2 separate regions of the Mus musculus genome follow, and region 1 is linked to region 2. A link is a loop called in an ENCODE intact Hi-C map of the cell type or tissue named here. Cell type or tissue: left cerebral cortex. All regions are shown on one strand. Links, peaks and the distances in the headings refer to the core of each region. The heading gives the core; the rest is flanking DNA.

Evidence for each region. Peaks named below come from ENCODE experiments on the same cell type or tissue, not always from the same donor. Only the 100,000 strongest peaks of a DNase experiment are listed, where the experiment ranks them.
Region 1: it touches region 2 in a loop (1.9-fold over the local background); 4 of 42 quality-filtered maps call a loop at or near these places.

Annotation. Positions count from the first base shown.
Region 1 is chr4:32,371,496-32,374,409 of GRCm38, forward strand. It overlaps a transcript of Bach2 not described here. Among named protein-coding and RNA genes, the nearest start is that of Bach2, 44 kb to the right of the region's middle. In left cerebral cortex, for the core only: no CTCF peak of the experiment used is centred there; DNase peaks (open chromatin) are centred at 1,242 and 1,702.
Region 2 is chr4:32,428,116-32,431,029 of GRCm38, forward strand. The region is part of intron 1 of Bach2 (BTB and CNC homology, basic leucine zipper transcription factor 2); the gene reads left to right. Among named protein-coding and RNA genes, the nearest start is that of Bach2, 12 kb to the left of the region's middle. In left cerebral cortex, for the core only: no CTCF peak of the experiment used is centred there; DNase peaks (open chromatin) are centred at 1,514 and 2,194; H3K27ac peaks cover 441 bases.

The sequences.
Region 1 (2,914 bases), core at 268-2,767, 56 kb before region 2:
AACAAATTATTTACTTCCCTTTATCAAAAAAAAGCACAGCAGGCTTATTAAATAATTTAAAGAACCAGGTGGTGAAAAACTAAAGCTATTTTTGTGTGTTTTGAGACAAGGTCTCACTATGTATCCCATAGAGATATGATATTCTCCCTGTAGCATGGGGCTGGCCTCAGACTTGTGGCAGTCCTTTTGCTTCAGCCTCTTGTGTGCTGGGATGACAGCTCTGTGCATATGTGCTTGGGCTTGAAAACACTCCTATCTCTCCATCGCTGTTAACTACTGTATATATCCTAAATGAGTCTCCCAATCCAGACAGATCCTGGAACAAGGACTGAACTACTGAACTCCCGTTTTCTGCTGATATCTTCTGTGCCTGTTTGCCATGTCACTCGCTGTATTCTCACAGCATTGTGTGAGGAACCTGTCTGAAACACCGTGTGTGACTGCATCATGACCATCTGAGGCATCCAAGTGTTTCTGCCTTGTTCCTCTACTCGGAACAGCAGATGTCATGAAGCAGCAGTGGACAGCATCTCCATGTATCATCTCTGCACATATCCTTCAGATGGACCTTCCGGGCCAAAGGCATGCTGGTTGTTAAGGCATTTGGTACTGTCTGTCAGACATCCCAGCTGGATCTGTGTGTCTCCTCCTCTCAGAGCTTGTGAGGCTTTGGCCGCTTTCCTCCTGATGGGACAAGTCCTTCCTGGGGGACAAATGGAATGGAATTAGAAGGTGAACAGTTCTTCCCTCAGTCAGGTGAACCTGGCCTTAATGCTCTCCTAGAACACACCAGCATATCTCCCTGGGAGAGCATGGCGCCTCTTAATTCTTAGCCGCTGGATACGCTGCTCCCTCTAAACTGCCACCTTTAAATGTCGGAGATGTTCCTTTAAGTGTGGGCCCCTTGGAAGTCGCCTGTCTGAGCGTGTGCCACTTCGTTTGGCCAATCTCATCTGATTTTGCAATGAGATTTTTCTGTCACCTCTGTTACTGATTTAATATGTTAACTTGGCACACAGGTGGTAATACTGTTGCAGGTAAAAATTCGTGCTGGTCTAATTGAGGTAGCCTCTACATTTTTTTTTTTAATTTGAGGCATCATTTTGTGAAAGATGTCTTATAGATTTCAGATTTTGCAGCAATGAAACCTGGATACAAAGCGGTGGCACTGTGACAGGCTCAGAGCCTGATTCCTCCAGCTGCAGGTGCCGAGGAGAAAATTGCCTGTCTTTTTTCAAGGCAACTGTCTGAGCCGGGGATTGTCGCTGACGAAGGTTGATCCAGCCACTTGCCACTGTTTCCATGGATGGAGAGAGAGATATACCCCTTACAGCAGCGGTTCTAAACCTATGGGTTCCGACCCCTTTGGGATTACACATCAGATATCCAAATTGCAATTCATAACAGTAGCAGTGTTACAGTTATGAAGTAGCAATGAAATAACTTTCTGGTTGGGGGGTCACCACAACACGAGGAGCTGAAGGAAAGGGTGGCAGCATCAGGAAGGTTGAGAGCCACTGACTGACAGGAGGAGTGCATGTTTCCCTGGCACCTCTGGCCATGAAGGGGCATTCCTGTTGCAGCCTCTCCAGCTTGCCTGGGATCTGGGGCACCAGTGCTCAGTGCCTGCAAGCATGGAAGGAGCGGCAGTTACAGCGTGCAGCATGTGGGAAGGCTTATGGTGTCGTGATGTGACAAGCTGCGAACAGCGGATCAGCAAGGAATGTGAGATAATTTAATTGAGGAGCTTGGAGAGAGGACAGCTGAGTTGGGGGGTGGGGTGGCAGGGAAAGGCATCTAAGCAGGGATGCATCATGAGGTGGCATTCTGGGGACAGTGTCAGAAGCACGCTTCCCCATTTCTCTGGCAGTTGAAGCCAATTTCCTCCCCCTACATGCTTTACAAAAAGGGAAATCATTTATTTTTATTAGGGCCCTGTTCTTCTTACGGCATTTTTTAAATATCACAGAGACAAATCACTCATTTCTATGTGAGAAACTAACTTCCTCTTTTCTCTGGGTTTGGTATTTACTATTTCTGCTATATTCTACCCTTTCGGGAAAGCCTCTTCCTCCCCCCCACCAATGCCCCCCCACCAACCCCCCCCCCAGCAATAGAAAAGAGGCAAGGGTGTGACCTATGACTTATTTACCTATCGAGGCTGTTAGAAGTACTTCTTAAAAAAGCATTCTTCTGTTGTTATTGGCTCTGTCCTAGAGTGTACAGCTGTTTCCATTTTCAAGCAAGCTTTGGAGTTAGTTTTACACATTTTCCATTCTGTTCATTCTCAGACTGTTGGACAGGTGGTGAATTTTGCAGTCCTGTCCTTAATATCTTTCCTTGGTGCTTAAAAATATCTCCAATTTGTGTAGAACTATTAAGATATTTGCTTATTATTCCGTTTGAAATAATTTATCATTCATTTCTCAGTTTTTCATTTATTTCTGTGTTGGGAAGACCCCTTGCCCCTGCCGTGTGTGTGTGTGTGTGTGTGTGTGTGTGTGTGTATGTGTGTGTGTGTGCGCGTGCGCGCACATGCACCCATGTGGTGGGGGTGGAAAGGTCTGTGTGGGGTGTGGCTAGGGGGAGAAACTGTTTTGGAGTACTGGGCAAGCAACCCCCTTGAGCCACATCACCGGCCTATGTGAGTGTCCTTATGTGTACGTGATCGCCTTTCTACAAAGTATGAGTCCCAAGTTCTGAGCCCTGGAGCAGCTGAAGCCATTCAACTCTTCTGTCTTCGCATTTCATTCTGGAAGCGTTTCATTACATCTCAGTAGCACTCTTTAGCTCAGTGTAACTAATTAATACTGAGGACAGATGTGTAGCCTAGAGCTGACCCTAGTGCTGCAGCATTGACTCTTGTTGTGGGTCTCCTTTGGTCACACACGATGGCCTCTGGTAGTGACGCAGG
Region 2 (2,914 bases), core at 131-2,630:
CCATATCTCATCCCCCACATTGTATCCAGGCTGTGCTTTATATGCGTTCTCTCTCTCTCTCTCTCTCTCTCTCTCTCTCTCTCTCAAGAAAATCCTTTTCTTAAGAGATTCTTCTTAAGAAGAATCCTTTTCCTCAGAGAAAATCCTTCCAGGTGACTTTCAGAGTTCCTGGCATTACAGTGCATGCATGCACAGGCACACACGCACAGGTACACATGCGCACACTGGCACACAGTGGCACACACATGCACACACTGGCACGCACACCATTACCTTTGCCAGCCTCACTGCACTTTGCCACTGAAGCGTCTATGAGAATTATAGACTGGAGAAGGTGATAAATTAAACTCTGGCTGTGATTTCCTACCTCACCTTTGGGGGGGATGACAAAGGATCTGAAATTCATCCGGTTGATACACTCTACTTCTTCGTATGTAACAGTGGTTTTAACCTGTCCTTCATGTGCAGTTTGAGGGTAGTGGCCAGGCTGGGCCCATTATTCCTTTGGTTGAATAATATAAAGAATTTGCAATGGAGATTACACTAATGATGTATTTTAAGTGCATGTCCGCATTGGTAGTTTAGTGCTCTCAGTCATGAAATGCTTTGGAGTTTATTTCTAATGGGTAAATGCTCAGAAAAACTGAAATTTTCAATAAGATTGACATTTGGAGTAAGAAATATAAATCTAATGAGAGCATTTCAACCAAGGCTTGTAATTAGGGCTGAATAGAGTAAATTTATACATGCTCGCTGCAGAAGGGCACGGCGGAAGGTGAAATTGCATGCTCTTCTGTGAAGGAGCGAGGAAGGCCAATGTATCAGTGTCAGGCCGTGACACCAGAGTATAAATGACACTGTCACCAAGTGCTGCACTGGGTACCAAGGGAATTCCACTCGAGTAAATTACATTACTTAGACAGACCTGAAGGCACCGTGCTGGAATGAGTGCAGAAAAGGAGAAGTCTGTCAGCACAAAGCTGAGAACGTTGCCATATAGCCAACTGCAGGATGCACAGCGCTGGCTGTGTGGGACCTGGAAGGGACAATGTTCCGGTCTGTTGTTAGCTTATAGACGTGACAGATATGTACAGTTGACCTAGAGAATGGGTATAAGCTGATTTCTGTGATCTGGTCAGCATTGGGTTTCCCTTATTATTTACAGTTGGGTGGCAATAGGGGGTCAGTGTACATTTGCCATTCTTTCTTTTTCTCTGTTGTGAGAATCTAACCCCTGCCCCCTCGGTAGCACTGTTCACCTCATTTCCAGCCCCACTGTCATAAAACACATGGTCGCCATGGTCAGGTGGAATGTGTCTGTAATCCCACCTACTGGAGAGACAGAGGCAGGAGGATTGCATAAGAACTCTTTTTCTCACACTGTGTCTTTCTGAGAGTTGATCTGTCTTAGCGTTTCTGGGCAGGAACTGGGAGAAGAGATGAAACATCAGTGATGACGCCATCTCCTCTCCTCACTTACTGAAACATGCGCTGGTCTCCTTTTGTCTGGCTGGGATGCCAGTCAGTCCCTGAAGAAGCCAATCACAGGGACTCTAGAATCAGTCACTCACTCCTTGGCTAGGAAGTAAATTGTCCCAGAGAGAGTAGTCTGAAACATCAGGGTGGCTTTCTCAGCCATGTGTCACACCTTATCCTTCTTGAGACACCCCTAAACAGCCTCTTGGGGGACACGCTGCATGGAGAACATGGACTCTGCAGGTTATCTCCACACGGGTTACATGGCAGGTGTTCCGCCATCTTCCTAACACAGGGCACATTGGACATCAGAGGTGGCACTCAGGCTTGAGTTTTAGTCTTTCCAAAATAATGCTGTGTCAGAGGTGGAATTTCATCTGCGTTTTGTGCCTGTATAGACTTTATTCATTTAATCATGGGATTTAGGAAAGCCACCTTACTTGGAAAACTAGGTTTGAGGGCAGGAGAAGAGAAAATGACATATTTTCTAATTTATTTAAGTATACCCACCTTTAAATTACTTCAAGACGCTCTGGTGCAGCTCAGAGGTAGAGTGCTTACGCAGGACATGCAAGGCCCTAGGTTCCATCCCCACTAATGCATAGGTATGGGTGTCAGTCTGGGATTCTGAAGTGACATCTGCGTAAAAGCTTCACACGGTGTCCATGTGAAGCCTGAGCTCACTGAGCGCTTACTCATCAGCCGTGGGAAGTCAGCCTCGCCTGCACTGGCATGTCCCCGTTTCCATCGCATTTCACTTGTGTGCTCCACAACATCAGTAGGGGAATTGTATGTGTGTCTTGGTGTTTACTACAAAGTTACTACGTGACGTTTTTCCCCTGGCTTCTCCATGACAGCCTGCTACCCGAACTACAGCTCTGAGCTCCTGTGAGCTGAACCCTGGTGAAAGAGCTTTGACAGCATCTAAAATGTTTGGAGCCTCCCTCCATTCTGAAGAGCCTCCTTTGTTCCAACTGCCCTACCAGTGTTGTTGTTGTTGTTGTTGTTGTTGTTGTTGTTCTTCTTCTTCTTCTTCTTCTTCTTCTTCCTCCTCCTCCTCCTCCTCCTCCTCCTCTTCCTCCTCCTCCTTCTTCTTCTTGCGTCCAAATTGGAAAGGGAGCAGGGGGCTCTCCTAAGGAGGAACGGGTCTGTGGAGGATTGCGAGCACTCATTCAGAAGCTATTCTTAGTTCCCAGAACTATAACGAGGCTGGGCTTTTTGTCCTGCTGAAGCTCCATTAAGGAACGATCCCTCTACCTGCCACCTGATTCTGTTTTCCCCAAGGACGCCTGGTGTTTTCTTCCCTCATATTCTGAATGGACTGGCTTCTGAGTCAGGCGCATCTTGCAAGGCAGTGAGTCCTGTTGCCGTGATGGCTCACCTACTCCTCAGCTGTCCTCTGAAGTCTGCATTAGCAGCGCTTGCTGCAGACCTGGAT